3 separate regions of the Mus musculus genome follow, and regions 1 and 3 are each linked to region 2. Evidence: chromatin loops called from intact Hi-C (ENCODE). Cell type or tissue: heart. All regions are shown on one strand. Each heading gives the region's core, and the rest is flanking DNA. Links, peaks and the distances in the headings are about the cores only. Region 1 holds the start of 4732471J01Rik (RIKEN cDNA 4732471J01 gene). Region 2 holds the start of Megf8 (multiple EGF-like-domains 8). Region 3 holds the start of Pou2f2 (POU domain, class 2, transcription factor 2).

What was found. Peaks named below come from ENCODE experiments on the same cell type or tissue, not always from the same donor. Only the 100,000 strongest peaks of a DNase experiment are listed, where the experiment ranks them.
Region 1: a loop joins it to region 2, with 2.5 times the contacts of the local background. A loop is called at or near these places in 6 of 42 quality-filtered maps.
Region 3: a loop joins it to region 2, with 5 times the contacts of the local background. A loop is called at or near these places in 5 of 42 quality-filtered maps.

What each region holds. Positions count from the first base shown.
Region 1 is chr7:25,393,848-25,400,323 of GRCm38, reverse strand. It overlaps 4732471J01Rik (RIKEN cDNA 4732471J01 gene), which reads right to left and starts at 5,611. Exons shown (of 7, transcript NR_015569.3): 1 at 4,371-5,611; 2 at 3,935-3,996; 3 at 3,348-3,634. Cxcl17 (chemokine (C-X-C motif) ligand 17) reads left to right here. Exons shown (of 4, transcript NM_153576.2): 4 at 1-271. It also overlaps a transcript of Lipe not described here. In heart, for the core only: no CTCF peak of the experiment used is centred there; DNase peaks (open chromatin) are centred at 3,533, 3,933, 4,223 and 4,583; H3K4me3 peaks cover 2,123 bases; H3K27ac peaks cover 1,743 bases.
Region 2 is chr7:25,313,333-25,320,114 of GRCm38, reverse strand. Tmem145 (transmembrane protein 145) reads right to left here. Exons shown (of 15, transcript NM_183311.2): 14 at 5,210-5,416; 15 at 3,920-4,718. The coding sequence ends at 4,470. It overlaps Megf8 (multiple EGF-like-domains 8), which reads right to left and starts at 2,951. Exons shown (of 41, transcript NM_001160400.1): 1 at 2,422-2,951. The coding sequence starts at 2,608. In heart, for the core only: a CTCF peak has its summit at 3,503 (motif pointing right); DNase peaks (open chromatin) are centred at 2,464, 3,294, 4,644 and 5,024; H3K4me3 peaks cover 3,552 bases; H3K27ac peaks cover 2,540 bases; H3K27me3 peaks cover 2,032 bases.
Region 3 is chr7:25,129,411-25,136,192 of GRCm38, reverse strand. Pou2f2 (POU domain, class 2, transcription factor 2) reads left to right here and starts at 3,733. Exons shown (of 15, transcript NM_001163554.1): 1 at 3,733-3,768. The coding sequence starts at 3,741. In heart, for the core only: a CTCF peak has its summit at 2,919 (motif pointing left); DNase peaks (open chromatin) are centred at 2,892 and 3,692; H3K4me3 peaks cover 1,214 bases; H3K27ac peaks cover 416 bases; H3K27me3 peaks cover 4,887 bases.

The DNA of each region.
Region 1 (6,476 bases), core at 1,477-6,476, 80 kb before region 2:
TAGACTCTCTCAGTGGAAAGGAGGTGACCAGCCCTAGCACGGTTCTTATTCTCCCCACCCCCATCCTCACCAAGAGCACCCCAGTGCTCTCTGAAGGCACTGCCTCACAGTGTATCTATGACTGTGCCCCTAGTGCCGGCTGCACTTGCCACTCTTGTCTTATGCCTTCTGTTTACCCTACAAGAATGCAGGACACCTCGGCCTCCTGTTGGCCTCACATTGCAATCAGAAAACTTGCAATGAAAATAATTAAATACATAGTGCATACGTGTGTGTATATGTGTGTATGTAAAGTGAGTATCAGTTATATCGATCAGATGGGGTCTGACTACTGACATTCAGTTCCTGTGTCACCCTTAGCCCTGTTCATTTGAAACCCTTCCCATGTACTTCTCCCTCCTTGCCCTTCTCTACTCTTTCACTCGTTTGGAGGTGCACGGTCTATGTGGGTATCAAAGGCAGGTAAAGCACTGAATCAGACACTGCCTGCTTAGAAACAACAAAGGGTTAGAAATTGTGCTTTCTTTCTTTTTTTTTTTCCCTTGGTTTTTCAAGACAGGGTTTCTCTGTGTAGTCCTGGCTGTCCTGGAACTCACTCTGTAGACCAGGCTGGCCTCGAACTCGGAAATCTGCCTGCGTCTGCCTCCCAAGTGCTGGGATTAAAGGCGTGTGCCACCACTGCCTGGTGAAATTGTGGTTTCTTAGCATCTAGACAACCTTCAGTGTTTATGATTCCTATTATCATCATCACCACCACCACCACCACCATCATCATCATCCCCACCATTATCACTGCATTCTGTGAGTTTCTCATGTAGTACAAGAGATATAAATGCAGAAACACAGTTCAAGGGCTGGAGAGATGGCTCAGCGGTTAAGAGCACTGACTGCTCTTCCAGAGGTCCTGAGTTCAATTCCCAGCAACCACATGGTGGCTCACAACCATCTGTAATGAGATCTGATGCCCTCTTCTGGTGTATCTGAAGATAGCAACAGTGTTCCCACATACATGAAATAAATAAATAAATAAAATAAAATAAAAAAAAAAAAAAAAAAAAGAAACACAGTTCAAGGTTAGAAAGATGGTATGGAGGATCTGAGCTGTCATTCAAAAGGGTTTTGAGCCTATAAAAACAGGATGGTATGTGCTTTGTTTTGTTTTGTTTCCTTTTTAGTAGGAGTTATAAAATGATCAGAGCAACAGTCTAAGACAATTCAAAAGGCAACCAAGTTGTAAGAATGAATGAAAAGGAAACTATGATTAAAAGTATAAAGACTCCTTAAGTATTCCTCTGGTATCAGGAGGGGGAAAAGTACTGAACTATAGTGGTACACACCTGTGGTCACAGAATTTGGGAAATGAAGACAGGAAGAATAGTAGTAGCTTGAGGCCAGCCTGGGCTACATGAGTTTCCCATCTCTGGGGGTAGGGACCACTCATCTAGCTCACCTAGAATCATCCCAGATGAAACAGAAGACTAAGATACTTGCCTTATGAGAAGGGTCACTGGTCATTTTAACTGAGTGGTGAGTGGGGCGGGGCCCTATTTATGACACAAGAGAACAAGCCCCTCCCTTCTTGTAAGACAGTACTGGGCACATGAGCCTCTTCCTAGTCCTAATCCCTCTCCCAAAGAGACACAGAGAGATCACCTGGCAAGAAGTGGGGACCAGCAGTGATAAACTCACAGATCAGCTATAAAGGAAGATCAGGAATGCCAGGACAAAAGATTAGAGCCCAAAGGGATGTGCCATCATGAACGATCTGTGAAGAGGGAAGGAAGCCTGAAGGGTAGGGAGCAGAAGGATGAAGCCTAGGAGACCAATTTCTTTCCCAGGGGAAATAACAACTATGGACCCAAGTTCTCCCTCAGTATCTAGGCCAGAATGGAAACCTGAGACACAGGAGAGACCTATAATTAAGCCAGATCCTGGGCCAGAAACAACCCTCACAGACCACCCAGGATCAAAGATGCTGCAGGAATCTGGTACCCCACAGAAACAAAGTCTCCCAAATGAGCCCACTGCCCAGCAAGAAGCTGAATTCCAGCAGGAACAGGGAATCCAACAATCCGCTCTGCTTCAGAAATTTCTCACCCCATTCGCCTTCCCTGCACCACAGCAATCATCCCCAAGCCAGAAAGTACACTTGGATCAACAGGAAGCCATCTCCCCTAATGGACCTGGGGCAGGAAAAGTGTATACAACTCCACAGGAACCACAACTCGGAGAAGAACATATGGGGATGACAAAATCTGGACCAGCAGAACCACCTCCAGCTACAGAAGCAGAGACTACATCTACAGCCCAGGCTGTATCTGGACCGGACAAGAAACCCTCTACCCAAACTAACTTGGTATCCCAAGAGGGGCCTGAACAGTCAGACCCTACAGCCCAGCAAACACCTCTAGTCCAAGGAGCCAAGTCTAAGCAGGGATCTTTGACTGAGTCAGGGTTTCTAACAAGGCTGCATGACCTATCCATACAGCAGACATCTCCAGAGTGGAAGTCATTTTTTGACTGTGTTACCGTGTCTGACATAGAGAAATGCTTGAGTTCATCCTCAAAGTCAAATTCTCCAAAGCCAAGTTACGGAACAGCGATCCCGGAAATGGCACTGCTCTCCAAAAAGAAACCTGAGTTTGAAAAGCTGTCAGGATATGGCGGTAAATTACCACACGGGAAGAAGACTAGCATCCAGAAACACAAACACTACTGGGACACAGGTGAGTCTGAACCTGGAAGACTAGACAGAGCCTTCCCGGGCCAGTCATTTAGTTGTGCTAAGTATTTTCTGTATCTGCGATCATAACGCTCAGGTCATCTCTGAAGGATTCTGTAAAATAAAGCGCACCCCTCATCCCCAGCCCAGTCTGTCGAGAAGGAATGAACGCTGAGGTATATAAACAATGAGGGTCTTACAAACGGCCCTACAGTTTGGGAACAGCAAACACGGGAGTAAAAACAGGGTTTGTCTCCCTTTACACCGGGCTGCCCCCTACAAAAGAGTTGAAGGAAATCAAAGTGAAGTGGGAAAGAGCTCTAACTCAGGAATCAGGTCAAAGAAACCACCCTCTTCCCTGCATTCATTTGGGAAGGAAAGGGAAGGAAAAGGAAAGGGGAAAGGAAAAGGAAACGGAAAAGGAAAAGGAAAGGAAAAGGAAAAGGAAAGGGGAAAGGAAAAGGAAAGGGGAAAGGAAAAGGAAAGGGGAAAGGAAAAGGAAAGGGGAAAGGAAAAGGAAAAGGAAAAGGAAAGGGGAAAGGAAGAAAGAGAAATGGCTGAGCGGTACTTGTGAGGCAAACATCACACTAAACAATAGCAGCACAATGCCCAATGTGGGCCTTACACTTGGCAAGTGTGTGTAGACTAGCCGAACATCCAGGCCATTCACAGCCTCTGCTTCGAGACGGTCTCACCTCTGCCGCCCGGTGCCTCTACAGGGCCTCAGCGCCGTGGAATGACTAGATTTCATGGGGTAGAGAAGCTTGGGAGCAGGGCCTGGATAGGGCTGCAGAGGTCTGTGGCAAGATCCAGGCGGAATGGAAACAGCGTAGTGAAGTGCTGGTGAGCTGTGGCGCTTCTTCCTTGCCGCCTCTCCGAAGCAATGGCAGGTAACAGCCATAGGACCCAGTCCTGACAGGAGCAGAGGGAAGGTCAGAGTCCTGAGGGCCGCTAGTGATGGTCTTTCACCTCAGAGGGCCGTCCCTCCTCCCCAAAAGCCTGAGAGGTTTCTCCGAGGACAGAGTAATTAATGCTCACTCTGTCAAGAAGAAAATCGAGGCTTAATCCTCCCAGGGCAGCCGGGTTCCAGAAGCTTCTGGCATGGGCAACCCAGAAGCAACTGGGAGCACAGTGAGCCATGTGCGCATGTGCGAGTCTCGGGCCTCCTCTGTTTCCCGCCTTTTCCGGGGCACGTGGGCTCCCTCGACTTACGCTCCTTTCTGTAGATCAACCCTGAGGCCGGCGGTGTTGCTGTCTTCCCCTTTCCTTTGATTCTGGGGAATAAGGCAGGGCAGAGGGAGAGACACCTCATGAAGCAGAGCAGTAAGAACTAGGAGGGAGCGCGGATGTGAGACTGGAAGGTAGTTTGCTGAGAGGCCAAGGCCACCCTCAACTACAGCCTAGGACCCTGTCTGGGGGGGAAAAAAAAAAAAAAAAAAAAAAAAAAAACAGGGACGACCACGTGAGGGGGCGGAGGAAAAGGCGGGGCTTCTCCAAACGGCTACCAAGCGCGGCTACGCCCCCAAGTCGGTCCCCGCCCACGCCTTGGGTTGCCCGCCCCCTGCCCGCCCGCCCGTTCTTCCGGCTCCCGGGGCAAGTGGGCGGGCCAGGTTCAAGGAAAGGTGAATGAGATGGCGAGGGTCAGCACCTGCACAAGATGACTGAGAATTCTTTGTTGGGGTGACTCTAACGCGACTCCTCACTATTCCTGCTGTGAGGGCACTTCTCGCTGCTTCCAGGACTGCGGGTTTTTTTTTGGTTTTTGGTTTTTGGTTTTTTGTTTGTCGTTACGGTGCACTGCGCGGTTCCTTTAATCTGAGCAGATGGGCGGGCCAAGACCTTCAGCCCCACCCATTAAAGGCGGAGCTCCGCGAGGAGCCTGCCCAGGATTGGATGGTTTGGGGGCCTGGCAGTGGTGTGTAACTAGGATTGACTCTAAGAGAGGAACTTGATCGCTGGAATTGGGCCCCGCGCCAGGACTGGAAAGAATTGATGGAGCCGGCCGTGGAATCGGCGCCCGTGGGGGCCCAGGCCTCCAAGCAGGGCAAAGAAGGATCGAAGAACCGCAGTCGCAGGCGGTGGCGAAAAGGCAAGATCAAAGGTGAGTCGGTAACAGCTTAAAAGAAATCCCGCACATCCTGCGGGGGACTGGGGACTGGGGGAACTGACCCACTTCCACGAGGGGGAAGAGACCCGTGGACTGATCCACTGCCGTCCTGCGCGTGGGGGGGGGGGTGATGTGAGAGTAGAATGCCCCACCGAGACGTAAGGACTACGTCTGTCCCAGTGCGGTCTTTGGGGAAGTGTCCGAAATGCTCGTCTGTCGGAATAAGGTTCTCTCTCAGGTTCCTTTTTCTGTGTGGCCAAGAGCTGTGCCTTTAGTGTTTTCTGTTTCGGTTCAAGCGGTTTTCATGTCTTCTGCCCTCTTAAAAGAATAACGTAGAAGGGTTTTTAACCGCTTTTTCTAAATAAATAGAATGCAAAAGGTAGGCAGAAGGGGCATCCGGTAATTGGAAGAGCTCCTTGCAGCCCCTTCTTACTCTCTCAGTGAATCCATCCATCTGCTCTTTGACAATCGACCTTCATCAACCCAGCAACCCTGGGGCGACTTGCAAAACATGAGAACTTTTACGTTGTCCTTAGAGAAAGGAGGGAGTTACCATTTAGCTTCCCTGGATCCAAAAGGCTGGAGAAACAGTGGCAGAACAACCAAAGATTTTGCATGGCTCAATCAGAGCAGGCATTAAGTCCTGGTTTGGTTATGAGTTTTGTCTGTCTTGTGGCGCTGCTTACAGCCAAACCTAGGGCCTGGTGAACACTAAGCAAGCCCTCCGCTATGCAGCTCCACCGGCAGTCCATGGATCTTTATCAGACTCCAGGGACAGGTTCCTGTGCAGGCAAAACCAGAAAAAACCTGGCATGGCTTACCAGACCCAAAACCCCCAAATTCATCATTCCTCATCCTCCTTTGGTAGACAAGTGTTGGAGCTCAAGCAGGACCCTGAAGCCTCCTATCCCCCAACAAAGACACATAGCAGAACACTATGCTTTGAAGCGATATGGAACCTCAATCGCAAAGACCCATTGTACCAAATTGCTATGAATGTGAAGTAATGAACAGGGACCTTTTCTCAATTTTTTTTCTGAGCTCCCAACAGGCATCTGTAGGGCTGTTGTCAGATTCAAATGTGTGTGTTTTGGAGAGGTGTATGTAAGTCTACTGTCTGGCTGAGTGTGCTGAGTAGAGTGTCTGACTCTACTAGACACTGGTCTCCCTAAGAGTAGGGTTGTGTCTGCCTTGTTTACAGGGAATGCCAGACACATGGACATTCAAGTATTTATTAGATTGATAAGCAAAGGAATGTGTGAAGTGTGACGTGGAGCTGTTAATAGCCAAGCTGCCCTTAGTGTCATGAGGAGTCAGAAAGAATCTGCTTGAGTAAGGCTCCTCCCTTGCACGGGGTTCAGGTAAGCACACTCACAAAGGCTCGCAGCTCTGAGAAGTGACTGTCATTTCCTGAGGCCCTTCCTAGTGCCAGGCCTCAGACCTGTGAATCAGATCCCACCTCTGCCCCAAGGGTATCCTGACTGGCTGGAGCCGTCATTTATCCTTGTGATCTTGCCACAAGTAACTGGATGAGACAGCTGTCATTATGATCAGCCCATTTCCCAAATGACGACAGAGACACAGAGGCACTGAGCTGGTTGGGTTTCCTGTACCTGTCCAGTGAGGGCAGGGAGATGGATACCTTCA
Region 2 (6,782 bases), core at 1,225-6,224:
GATCTGATGCCCTCTTCTGGCCTCCGTCAGCACCAGGCACACACATAGTGCACACATGTATATGCAGGCAAACACTCATACACAGAAAATAAAAGTAAATAAATCTATTTTAAAAAGATTTTCGGGATTGGGGATTTAGCTCAGTGGTAGAGCGCTTGCCTAGCAAGCACAAGGCCCTGGGTTCAGTCCTCAGCTCTGGAAAAAAAAAAAAAAAAAGGCAAAATAATAAAAAAAGATTTTCAACTTGTAGCCCAGGCCGGCCTCAAACTCACAAACCTCCTCCTCCTGACTCTGGCTTCTCCTTTTAACTGTTTTAGCATACTACATTTTAGCACATATGCATGCTCAAAAGCATCCCACGTGCCTTGGATTAATCAGACTCCTGAGACGTTGTGTCTTCCCAGAGCTTCACGGATCCCTGAAAGCCCATAAGAAAGGGGCACAGGGAGCTGGAGAGATGGCTCAGTGGTTAAGAGCACTGGCTGCTCTTCCAAAGGTCCTGGAGTTCAATTCCCAGCAACCACATGGTGGCTCACAACCATCTGTAATGGGATCCAACGCCCTCTTCTGGTGTGTCTGAAGACTGCTAAAGTGTACTCACATATAATAAATAAATAAATCTTTAAAAAAAAAAAAAAGAAAGGGGCACAGGTTGTTCCTTATTTCTAAAATGTTCTGCTTCTCGCTTCCTGGCTGACAGACATAGATCCCTCAGGTCTCAGCTCTGACATCTCTTCCAGAATCTTCTCTGCTCTCCTCTCTCCCAGATCATGTACTTCTTCTGGGCTCTCCCAGGGGAGTACTTTGGTATGTGACTGTTAGTATGTCGGTCTCCCCCGCAAGCACTGCTGGGAAGGAGGTCCCTGGTCTTCTGCTATGTCATGGTGGCATATATAATTTCTGGCACATGAACGACTAAGTTTTATTGAAGTATTTAAATGCAACAATAACCCTAAGGGCACTTAATGGACATTTGCTACATGTGATAGGTTGACTATATCTGGAACTAACTAAAAGCTAAATAGCTAGGCACAATTGTAAGGGTTTGTTTTTGTTTGTTTGTTTGTTTGTTTTTTCCCTTAACTAAACCACTTAAAGTGGGAAGGCCCACTTCTAATCCAGATCTTTTGAAGTGAGAGGCTCCACCATTAATCTGGGCCACACCTTCTGCTGGCAGCCTGTATAAAGGACATGAAAGAATGAAGTTTGCTCTTGCTCTTGGCCTGCTTGCTCTCACTCTAACTAGGAGTCCAGTCCTTCACTTTGAGGTAGCCCAGGCTGTCCTCAAACTCACAAGCCTCCCCGACTCCTGCCTCTGGCACTAGTCCTGGCTTCTTCTATTATCTGTTTTAGCATACTAGATTTTAGCACATAGGCTTGCTCAGAAGCATCTTCTAATTCCTGTCTGCATTAGAACTGACTCTCTTTAGCATTCTGGCATATACTGAAGACCAGGTAAGACATAAGCCATGTGGACTGAACTACTACTACTGGATTTTTTTTTGGTAAACAGTCTTTATCAGACTTGCTGGACCACAGTCTATAAGCCATTCTTTTTACTTGGGGGAGGGGGGGTGTCAAAACAGGGTTTCTCTGGCTGTCTTGGAACTCAGTATGTAGATCAGGCTGGCCTCAAACTCGGAGATCTGCCTGCCTCTGCCTCTGCCTCTGGAGTGCTGGGATGAAAGGAATGCGCCACCACCGCACAGTGACTATAAGCCATTCTAATCTCATTTCTATAAAGATTCATTCTATGCTATGCTTCCCTAGAGAACCCTGACTAATATACTATACCAGATATCAAATGTGTTAAATATCTGACTCCTTTCCTTTTAACTAAGTACTATTGTTGCGGCCATTTGGAGTAAAAGAAACTGTGCCTTCGAAATTCATCCATCCAAAGTCACGAAACTCATATGAAATAGAGCCTAGATCCTAAGCCAGGTGAGTGGACTTACTTTTTGTTGTTGTTGTTTGTTTTTTGTTTTCTCGAGACAGGGGTTTTTTTGTGTGTGTAGGCCTGGCTGTCCTGGAACTCACTCTGAGACCAGGCTGGCCTCGAACTCAGAAATCTGCCTGCCTCTGCCTTCCAAGTGCTGGGATTAAAGGCATGAGTGGACTTACAAGTAAGCAAAAATAAAGGAGTGGTAGAAAGCTGTGCTAGATTGATATTTTCTGTGCGCTACATTCAGGATCAAGTGAAGAAAAACACCCCTCACAAATACTCCTAGTTTGTTACTGTGACTCTTGGCACATTCCCTCCCATCAGAGTTAGGGCCCAAGCTGGCTGCAACACTGGATGTCCAACATTTTACAGCAAGAGTCCTGGAATGGAGCCGGGTTCTAGGAATGTGCTCAGTGAATGAACGCACAAATGAATGAACTAGCAACCGAGTGAGTGACCCACGCGGCCCCACTCACCCTCGATAAGCCACTCGCAGTTGCCGTTGACGCTGTAGTTGCCCGCACCATCCGTCACGAAGCCTGGCGCCTCCCGTAGCACCTGCCGCTGCCCCTTGCAGTCACCAGCCAGGACCCTGAGGGACAGCGGTCCCAGCACTGCCAAGGCCAGTGCAAGGGCCAAGGCCAGAGCTCCACCCAAGGCCATCGCCGCCTTAGGCACTGGCCCTAAGGGACGGGAAGGGCCGTGAAGACCTGGAGAAGACCCTCTGGGAATGAGGCCCTGCAAGATGCAACCTTTACAGACGTAGCATGGCCTTGTAGTCCAAGGATGTACCAGCCACGCAGTCCGGGCCAAGGAAAGGGCCGCAGTTGATGCGCTCTTGAAACCGAGGGGCCGGCCCTATAGACCCATGGAAGGCCCTGGATATGAAGTCGTTATGGATAGGGCTGACCCCTAGGGACCGTAAGGGTCCCCTATAGACACGAGCCCCCATAGGGGCGCCGACTCCATAAACGGTATCCAGTGATTACATTCAGGCTGCTGCAAGGCCAAAACAGACCGTATAGACAGTCTTCCAGGGGCGATGTGCTCTACAGCCCAGCTGGGCGGTCCATGGAGCGTGCGGGGTGGAACTTGCCTGGCCCGGAGACTCCTGGGGAGACCCCTCCAGACGGGGGCGGGGCCTGCCTTCGGGGTCCCGGCCCGGATCTCCAGGGCTCACTCTAATGCCTACCCACCCGCTCCTCCCACTCGAGGCGAATGGGCTAGATCAGAGAGACCTGGAGACTCCCGGGCCAGAGCGGCCCGAGGAAGACCCGCTGAGAGGGCGAGGGGGCGGGAGCCGCGCAGCCTCTGAGGGGAGGACAGGCTAGGAGGAGGCGAGAAGAGGAAGAGCGGCGGGTCAGAGCGGCCCTGAGAGGACTAAGGAGCGCCTGGCTCCACCCCTTCTCGAGGAAGACTTCCGGAAACTTTCCTCCCATCTGTTCCCAGTCGCTTGCGCAGCGAGAATAGGAATTCAGCTCAGAGAATTACGCATGCGTATTGCTAAGAGTGTAACCCAAAATCGCGTTTTGTGCTAGTCATTGGCTGAGCAAAGCCTTTGCCACTGGAGGGCGCCTCTATCTCTGCTAGCGAAAGGAAAGGCAACATAAAGGAGCGGTAAAAAGCTGTGCTAGATGGTTATTTTCTGTGCTCTACATTCAGGATCAACATGAATATCAAGTTATGAAGGCAAGGGACTCCAGACCAAAATAGCATTTCCTAGATGGATACAGTGAGACCCGTATGACTTAAAGCACCATCAATACATAAAAGAAGCTGGAGAGGCGACTTAGTGGTTCAGAGCATGTTGCCCTTGCAGAAGACCCTGGTTCGATTCCCAGAACCCATATAGTGGAAATCCAACGCCTTCTTGTGGCCTTCTCCTACACAATGTGCGCGCATAGTACGCTGACATACATTCAGGAAACACGTCTTTTCCTTTTTTCAGCTAAGATGGAAAAGAAACCATGTTATAGATTAAAAACTCAACGAATCCTCTTTATTTTGGCAAGAAGAGAAAACGTCTTTCTGCCACAGACCATGTGATGGTCCTTGGCATTCAGATGGACGGACAAAGCACAGGTCCGAGGTCACAAACCCCAAGGAGGGTTTCAAAGTAGAGACCAACTTCACAATATCCGTCTCTAAACAGTGGCTCGAGGGTCGCAGGGTCCTGGAGGGTCGGGCAGGGTCCAGGCGGTCGTCACGGGTGTTCCGGAGTCCAGCAGGGTCAGAGGTCTCGAAGGGGGTCAGGGGGGCGGAGATCACGGAACAGCGGGAGTCCAGATTCCGGAGCCATTCGGGGCAGGGGCTGAGGGAGGGGACGCGGAGAACGGCTCCCGCGGGACCGTTTGGCACAAGAGGGAAAGGGGCGGGACGCAGCGCATCCAAAGTGGGCGCGGGGTGTGGGAGGGGCGCGGGATGCCTGGCATGGCCGAGCCCTTGGGCCGGGAGAGAAACGGGGTTCCGGAGCCCAGCCGGGGCCCGGTGCGCCGCCCGTGGGGCAGAGGCGGGGAAGGGATGCTCAGACCGGGGGTGCAGGGCCCCCGGCTGTGTGCATGCTGAAGTATTCGGTGAAGCCGGTGTGCGGCGCCGCCGTCTGGGGCACAAGCGGCTGGTAGGACGGCGTCGGGCCATCCCAGCCCGAGTCGACCGCCTTGGAGAACCGAGCGGGTGGGGGCGGGGAGGCTGCGCCGGGTTCGGCCATGGTCACCACACGGCCCCTCGGGGCCACCGCCGCCGCCACCGCTGTCTCCTCCACCTGCTTCCCGGCCTGGGATGGGGGGTCAGGGTCAGAGGCTGCCCAGAACCCTCGGGGGAGCAAAAGCGGCCCCGAAGGCCCGTCCCCCTCCCCCTAGAGGACTCCCACCACCCCAAATATGGACGCACTTGTCAATCAGGGAAGGAGTGGGTGGCTGGGCGCCTGGGCAGTGGGGCCAGGTATTCAAGGGGTGGAGTTGGGGTGCGCCGGGCAAACTCTGGAGGCGGTGGGGGAGATGGGGACCAGCCTCGGAAGGCAGGCGGCGGGGGCACAGCGCGGGGTGTCCTCGGGGGCGTGCGCAACAGCGCCAGGACCCAGTCTGGCAGGGTGGGCGCGGGCGCCGGGGGACGGTCGAGGCGGGGCGTCGGGGCATGGGGAGTACGGAAGGCCAGGGGTGGGCTCAGACGCCAATGAGCAGGGGGTGGCGGCGGGGCGGGGAGCGGGGTCAGGTACTCCAGGGGCGGCGCCAGCAGCTCCTCGGGCGCCGGGGCTGCGGAGCTTACAGAGGAGGTTGGCGGGGGGATGGAGAAGAGCTCCGTGAAGTTGGGCACCGAGTCGCTGATGAACGTCACGTTTCCATAGACGTGCTGCGGGAAGGCTTTATCTGCTGATTGGCTCCCTCCAGGTCCAGGGACCCCAGCGGAGGCGATCTGTGAAGTTCGCACGTGGTACGGAAAGTTCTTGTTGGCCGCCGATGGGCGGGTCATGATCTGAGAAAAGTCAGGCACAGGTTAGAGAAGCAGTGTCCAGGCCCCAGACTGTCCCTATAAAATGTAAGGACTTAGATGATTCCCCTCCACTTGGCCTCTCTACATTGCCTTTGAACCATTCAGACTGCCTTGGACACCAGGCCTAGGGTATCTTCCGGCATTCTGACCTTTTCCCTCAACACACCTCTTCTAATTACTATGCTTAGTGGTGTTTCCAATATCACAATCCTGACTACTGGATGTCATAATTAATTGGTTATGGGCAGTGTCCTGTGCTGCCCAGTATGAGAGCCACTAGCCACATATGGCTTAAATTGAATCAAAATTAAATGTTAAGTTGTTTCTCAGTTACACACTGCCTTACCTAAGCTCATTAGGCTTGGAGAGCACAGATTAAAGAGTAGAAGTGTTTTACTGCTCTTTCCTGTTTTGCTTTGTTTTCTTTTTGAGACGGTCTATGTAGTCCAGGCTGTTCTCAAACTTGCTATGTGGCTAAGAATGACCTTGAACTCCTGACCTCCTCCCAGACTCCTGATTTCCCCCCTTCACCTTCCTAGTGCTAGACTGAAGATGTTCAGCACCACACATACAACCTTAGAATGTGTCCATAAACACACAGTTCAGCTAAACACCCGTTAGTAGGCTCTCTAGAATGTCAACTCCTTAAAGGGAGGAACTCAACTTTTTCTCCTCTTTTCAGTCTGTGCAGCATCCTCGAGCCTTGGGCATCAAGTGCTTGGATTATAAGCATTTACCACCAGAGTTAAAACTTGACTACTTTTTTGGTTTGGTTGCATTCGGTTTGGTTTTGACTTTTCAAGACAGTGTTACAGCCCTGGCTGTCCTGGAACTCACTCTGTAACCCAGCCTGGCCTCAAATTCAGAGATCCACCTGCCTCTCCCCCCTGGGATTAAAGGCTTGCGCCACCACCATCAGGCAGAACTTGACTTTTCTATTCCCTGTTAAGTCCCAAGCTGAATCTTTTGTAATGCCTAGCTGTTAATAAATACTGGTTGAACATTTCCAGAATATAGGTGATGGATGTTTCTAGATCCCATTCTGCCACCATACTCCATCCAGTAGCTCAACACGACCTCGACCTCACTGAGGCTGTGCTGGATGCAGTGAGCTCGCTGCTGGCTTGCTCGCTCAGTTTGGCATGCTTCAGAAAGAAGCTGAGTGAAGGTGAAAGAAAGCAGCAAGGACACTTGTCTCGCATTCTGAGCTCTGAGCTGGCGGTGCAGCTCTTGGCTCCATCCCTCACTAAGTGCTGGATCTGGGGCACGTTGATTAAACAACCTGAGCCTCACCAGCCAAAAAGGATTAAGGTGCCTATCTGGAAAGATGAGAGGGTGGAAATGAAAG
Region 3 (6,782 bases), core at 729-5,728, 180 kb after region 2:
GAATCTTAAGTCAGTAGATAGTCCTTAAAGAATTTGATTTTTCTGTTAGCTTGTTTTTGGAGATAGGGTCACATGTTGCCCAGGCGAATCTTGAACTTATTATGTAGACTCTGAGCCTCTGATCCTTCTGTCTTCACCCTCCAATGCCAGCGTTACAGGTATGTGCTACTGTGCCTAGTTTTGTGAACTGCTGATGTTTGTCCATGTTAGCAAGCGCTCTGTCTGAACAGCATGCCCAGCTCCATGACATGATTGATTTGGGGCTATCGGGGAAGCAGTCCTGAGTGAGCCTCACATCAAAGAGATGAAGAACTGTGTAAACAAGAGGTATGTCTAAGGGGCTGCAAGATGGCTCAGTGGGTAAGAGCAGTGGCTGCTCTTGCAGAGGACTTGGGTTCAGTTCCCAGCGCCCACATGGCAGCTCACAACTGGCTGTGACTCCAATTCGAGGGACTCCAGTGCCCTCTTCTGACCTCTGTGGGCTCCAGGAACACACTTGGTGCATAGACAGACATGGAGACAAAACACGCATACACATAAGAGAAAGTAAACATTTTTACAATTAAAAGAGCTAGGTTTGAGCCCAGATGCCAAGGGAGTGGGCAAGAGATGGCCACATGATACAGACAGCCCAGAGCTGAGGTTGAGTATGGCTGGAAAGAGCCTAGGGTCCTGAGAGCAGCTCCATATCCCTGTGTCTGTGAGTTTGTTTGCCACCTACCCCTAACAATATGCTTTCCTGTTTGTTTAGGCCCCTAAGTCCTTTAATGCCCCAGAGGCTGCCCCTTGACCCGGGCTCTCCTGAAGTCTCTCATGTTTACATCCGGAATGGAGTCTGGATTGAAGATTGCTACTCTTGACTCTTAGGCCCAAGTTCATCTCTCTCAACTCCCAATTCCTTGGCCTGACTCCATTTCATTATCTCCCACCAGGCTAGGGGTCTGAGGGGCCTCTCTGAACACCTGCTAGCCTCAGTCCTACTGATAAGAGCATCGCCTGTGGGGACAGATCTTTTGGGTCCCTGCGCAGACCAAGGATAAGGCCATGGCTAGGTGATGAGATTGTTAATGATAGAAGGAGCTGAGAGAGAGAGAGAGAGAGAGAGAGAGAGAGAGAGAGAGAGGAACCGAGCCATGGAGAGGATCCCCAGGGGTGGCCAGGAGGAAGAGGCCATGGCAGGGGGCCCTGAGGGGTGAAGAATCTCACTCTTCTGTCCCCGGTGGGCTGGCTGCTCCCCCCTACGGCTCCCCAGCGGGCCCCCGGGGGACCTCGCTCTAATAATGTATTTGATCGACTCGCCGGCCGCGTACAAGCGATTATTGTCTTGTCGGGAGTCAAACGTATCGATCCGGCGAGAAATATGAGCGGAGCAATGGGGCCCGCGTGTCAGTTACCGGCCCCGCTGGCCCTGGGGAGCCCCCTGCGTCTCCTTTAATTACCGCTCAGCCTTGAGCCCAGCCTGGCCTCCTCTATGCTGCCTCCCCGCAGGTTCCCTGCACCTCAGTGTGGCCCCCACTGCTCCCCAATGCCTATTCCCTACCTACCCTACTCATTATGAGGGTCCAGACCCCTTCCTTGGCAGGGAAGCCGCTCTCCACACCCTACCTATCCCATTCCAATCTGCCAGTTCCCCTCACCATCTAAGCCATGTGCCCCACACTCTGCCCCTTTGTCTTTCTCCCCTCCTTCAGCATCTCCTGCATAGGCCCAGAGACTCAGACACAGCTTTCAGCACGGAAGGCCATAGGAATAGAATTTATCCTTAGGGAACCATCGAGGCCTTCCCACTCTGGCCTCACTTGAAGATCCAGGAGGGCCTCACTGGAAATGGGTGTCCCTTCTTTTCCTAGATCACCATCTGGGACCCAGCCTGGTGAATGTGTCTCTGGCCTGCACGATGTTGAATTGGTAAAGGGTAGACTATGGGGGAGGGGCCTTGTCTGGGTTGTATCCCTCCATATCGTGCTAAGTACCACCACTCCCTCAAAAGATAAATCCTAAATGAAAATGGAGCTTACTGGGTAAATCAGGCTTCAAGACAAAAACCTGCTACCTTACTGCCCCCAACTTCTGCTGGGAAGACCCTCGTGTATAGAAAATCTGCCGCCAGCCGCTGTGCGGTCGGCAAATGCCCTCTGAAATGGTCTTTCCGATAATGGGATATTATAGAGTGTAGATGCCCAGGAACTGTCCCCTCTGTGTGCAGCTTAAGAGCTGAGTTCGTTCCTGTCAGGACCATCTGCCAGGTCTTGGGGTGTCCACCTGCACAGGGCTGGGGGCAGAGGGCACCCATGTAGTTCTTTGTGTCCTTCATGGCTGTGCACATGGGAGTGTGGGCACATGTAACCTGGCCTGCGTTGGCCATATGTGTAGATGTGCCCTCTGCCCTGTGGGTCTGGGTGAAGTAGTAGAGCATATGTAGCTGATGAAGCTTGGTCTGCGGGGAGGGGTGATATTGGGGCCATGGTAGAGATGTGCACTAGTGAATCTCTGTGTGTGCATTCGTGTGAAATGCTGGAGGGTTGGTCTGAGAAGAAATACTTCAGTGTATGCATGTATGTAGAAGGATGAATCCAGCCGTCTATGTGTGCACGCGTGTGGTTTGGGGGACCCTCCACTTGGGGTGTAAAGTGTCCTGGATGGCCCTAGTGGATAGGAGAACTGTTTAAGAGATGCCAAGGCAGCTCAGCAACTCGGACTCCAGGAAGCTGAGAGGGAGAAGAGGGCAGTTGGCTCGCGCCTGCCTTTGTCTGCGCTACTGTGCGCCCGAGTCCTGCGCCTTTGTGTGACCCTCGCAGGTGTGCGCGCGGGGCGGGGGAGGATGCGGGCCGGGATGGAGCGGAGGGCGGGGCTCCCTCCTCTGAAGCCGGCCCCGCCCTCCTGCCCATTGACTGGACGCTGCCGCCCTCTGGCGGGCTTCAGGAAAACCGCAGGACTGAGAGCGGAGCGGCTCGCTGAAAGCGCTCCACAGGAACCCTGAGGACTCAAGCTCAGCTCCACTGCCCCGGGTGCACGCGTTTGCCCTCTGACAGGCTTCTAGCTGTCTCTGACTTAGGCCTCCACCCCTCGCCCTAACTGCCACTGTGCCACTGCTCATGGGCACTATTGGCCCGGGATGCCTTACCTGTGGCACAGGTTGCAAGCCTTGGTCTGTCCACAGCATCCTGAGCATCCCCTTTTTTTTTTTTTTTTTACTTTGATGCATCTTGGCCCTGGATCCTTGAGAAAGCCACTGCTCCCTTCTCTGATCTTCAGTCTTGTCGTTTGTAAGACGAATCACAAAATACTGTCAAACTATGACACCTGTTACGTGGGAGGTGCAGGGTTAGGCACTGAGAGATCCCTCCTCGAACAAACCTCAAATTGTGTTTGCCATTGTTATTGTATAGCCTCACCTTCTCTCACAGCCCCACACGCCCTGTTCCAGATGTGTTCGCCCCCACCCCTCCGTGCTGCGGGGGCAGAAGGACTGTATAGATACCTCCTAGTGTGGCCCCAGCAAGAGTCAGTTCTTCCAGCGTCCTCGCTTTCCACCCGACTAAGCCCCTACTCAAATACACTCATGATCTGGGGTCGCCTGGGCCGCTGGGGTCGGCCTGTGGGCCAGGGTATTTTCCCTTCCGAAGGGGGCGGACCGGCCCTGTGGTTTCCTCCCGGGGTGACTTCCGGCAGGGAGGGCTGGCCCCCAGAGAGGGCGGGGAGATGACACAGTTGTTCCCCAGCCCTGGCTGGCGGGCAGCATGGTTCATTCCAGCATGGGGGCTCCAGGTAAGAGGCTGATGCCTTCTCATGGGTGGCGAGGACAAATAGCATATTAGGGCCGTTCTGCTGACCACCTCTGCCAACGGTTCCTGCACCTCCTCTTCGGCTGTCCCCCTTGTTTGGGAGGCCCCGTGCTTTAGTAACATCTTTTCCTTCCTTCACCTAGTCCCCCTCCTCAGCTCCTCTTTGATACTGTTTTGCATTAGGCATGGGGTGTGTGTGTGGGGGGGTATACTTCCAGTCTGTCTCCCCACTGAGGGAACAGGAAAAAGGAAGGGTCATGTGGTTTTTTGTTTGTTTGTTTGTTTGTTTTGTTTTGTTTTTTGCTGGACTTCATATGGGGAACTGGTGGGCTGGGCAGCGTGGGCGATTCTTTAGACACAGGGCTGCAACAGGTTTGGAAGACCAAGCAGTTGCGTTTGTGTGGTGCAGGTGTGCATATGTGTGAGTGTGGGTGTGGTGTCCTGCGTCCTGTGCTTATTGCTATTTCTCCTGGGTGTGCAGGGGGGAGGGCTGCTGTGCGTGGCATTCCTGTGTGCCCGTAGCAGTGATTTCTTCTTGATCCACTTCATTTATTCTGCAAAATGGCACTAATCTTATATATCCCTCAGTCTCCTTATCCTGCTCTGACTTTCTCCGTGGCGCATGCATTCTATGTCTTTGAGTTACTACATGCTTGCCTGGGTGAGCTGGATACGGTGCAGGCACCGTATCAGGTGATTTGCGCTTGGGGACTCATTTCGTAGAAGGTATGCATCTCTGCGCAGACTTAGCATACCTCAGCAGAGTACTGGGAAGTGTAAGGTGATAATACCAGTGCTGAGATATTCCAAGGATCAGTACTTCATGACTGCTTTTCTGGAGCTTTGGTCGAGTGTGCGTCGAGCTCCTGGGTGACCGTAGGTGTGAGTGTTGGCTTGGCGTGCATCCGTCCAACATGCATCAGTATGTGGGGGGCATCGCCAAGTCCCTTCAACAACCGCTGGTTACCGGGCCGTTCTATGTTGGATATTGGTGTTGAAGATATATCAGGGCTAGGCAGCTTCAGGTCTGCTTTTCTGGAGTCACGAGTTCAGTGGAAAGGACAATCCTGTGGTGATCAGACCTGGGATTGGAGGGTGGAGGGTGGAGCAGAGATGATAGAGTCCAGAAGTTATCTAGTTCTGTTGTCATGGTAGTAGGGAGGGCTTCCTGGAGGAGTTCTCTGAGCTAGGATATAAAAATGATGGTGGTAGACAGTAGAAAGATGAGGATTGACAGGTATTTATTTACTGAGGTGGCCGTGTGGGTGTACACATATCTACTTGTTCAGTGTACATATGAAGTCCAGACTGCCATCTGCACACATATAGCGGCTTCACTATGGACTCATTTCAAGTGAGAACTTGTAGCCACTGGACAAAGCATTAGACTTTTTACTGGGGATTTCTGTAGGGTGAAAAAAAAAAGAAAAAGTCCTACCCAGGAGAACTGTTATGGGTTTTCACCGTGTAGCATTGGCAAGAATCAATCCATCGTAAGGATGTGATTAATACATCGTGTGGCCTCGGGCAGATCACTCACCGTCTGATCTCAGGCTCTCCACCCTGGAGAGTCTCAGAGGTCTTCGTGGTTACCTCTCAGAATGAACTGACTCTGGACACGGGTGTATGCATATCAGATTGCCTGTGCCTTTGAATATGCGAATGTGTGTGTGTCACTCTGGATATGAGTAAGTGCATGTGTGTATGCATGTATCTGGATGGGGTTGGTTTTTTTATACACCACCCTATGGCATCATCTGAGTGTGTGTCTCCCTATAGGTTGTGTGTGTGTGTGTGTGTGTGTGTGTGTGTGCGCGCGCACATGCAAATGTGAGTGTGGACAAGTCTGTGTGGAGGTCAGAGGTCAACCTCAGGATGTCAGTCCTTGCCTTCTGTCTTGACACACGCTGGTTGGTTGGCCAACTCCCCCTCTTGTCTTGCCATCTTATCTGTTACAGACTCACATCCCTGCATTTTTGAAAATGGATATCTAGGGACTTGAACTCAGACCCTCGTGGTGTTTGGCCATTTCCCCAACCCCTCCATCTATGGGCTTAAGGAATAGCTGCTTAGGGGATAGGATAGACAGCAGAATTGTCAGGTGGAAAACCAGGGTGTTGTAGACCAAGCCTTGAACCTGTGCCACATGCAGGACTTCCAGTGCAGTGTTGGTGGGGGCTTGCCTTGGATGGCATCTACCCTAGACATTCATTTGCTCCAAACAGAGGCTGTGAAGGGCGATGCCCTGGGCATGCACTTAGTCCTCCCTGGGATCTATGCACACCTATGCACAGAGTTTGGCATTGCTGGCTGTAGCTGTGTATACCACTGCTCTTGCTGTGTCCATCACCTGGATCTCCATCCCTCCTCCATCCCTCCGTCCTGATAGCACAGCACTGTTTGGTCCCTTGAGGTTACCTGGGACAGCTGTAGGGTTGGGAGGTGTGAGGTGGCCCTCCTCAGGAGACAAGGGGCAGGGCCAACTGAGTCCACAGAGGTTCCCGGTAGCGCCCAACCCTGCCCATGGGGGCTCCCAGGCCATAAACTCGATGCCGGCTGTGGAGGCAGAGGACCCAGGGGACAGCCCGAGTGGGGCCGGGAGGGTGAGGGGCAGTCCTCCGGTTCTCTATATTTAGCCCCGATTTCGGTAAGTACTAACGAGAAGCTAGACTAAGCCTGCTAAAAACTGGCTGGGGGAAATGCAGAGGAGAAGTGAAAGTAGGGGAGGGAGGGCCAGGGAGTGCAGAGGGACCCAGGGTCCCCGGCCTGGCCCATTTGGGGCAACTGAGGGTGAACTCAGAATTTGGGCAGCCTGGGGTGGATCTGGCTTGAGGTGGTGGAATTTAAGGGACAAGGCCAGAGAACTTGGTACTTTTCCTTGCAAGACGTCACACTTGACCTGGGGTGACAGGGAAGGGCCACCATAAGTAGCCACCCAGCCTTTCCATGTGATTGAGGCTTCGGGAGGCACCAGGGTTTTAGAGCTCCTTGAAATCA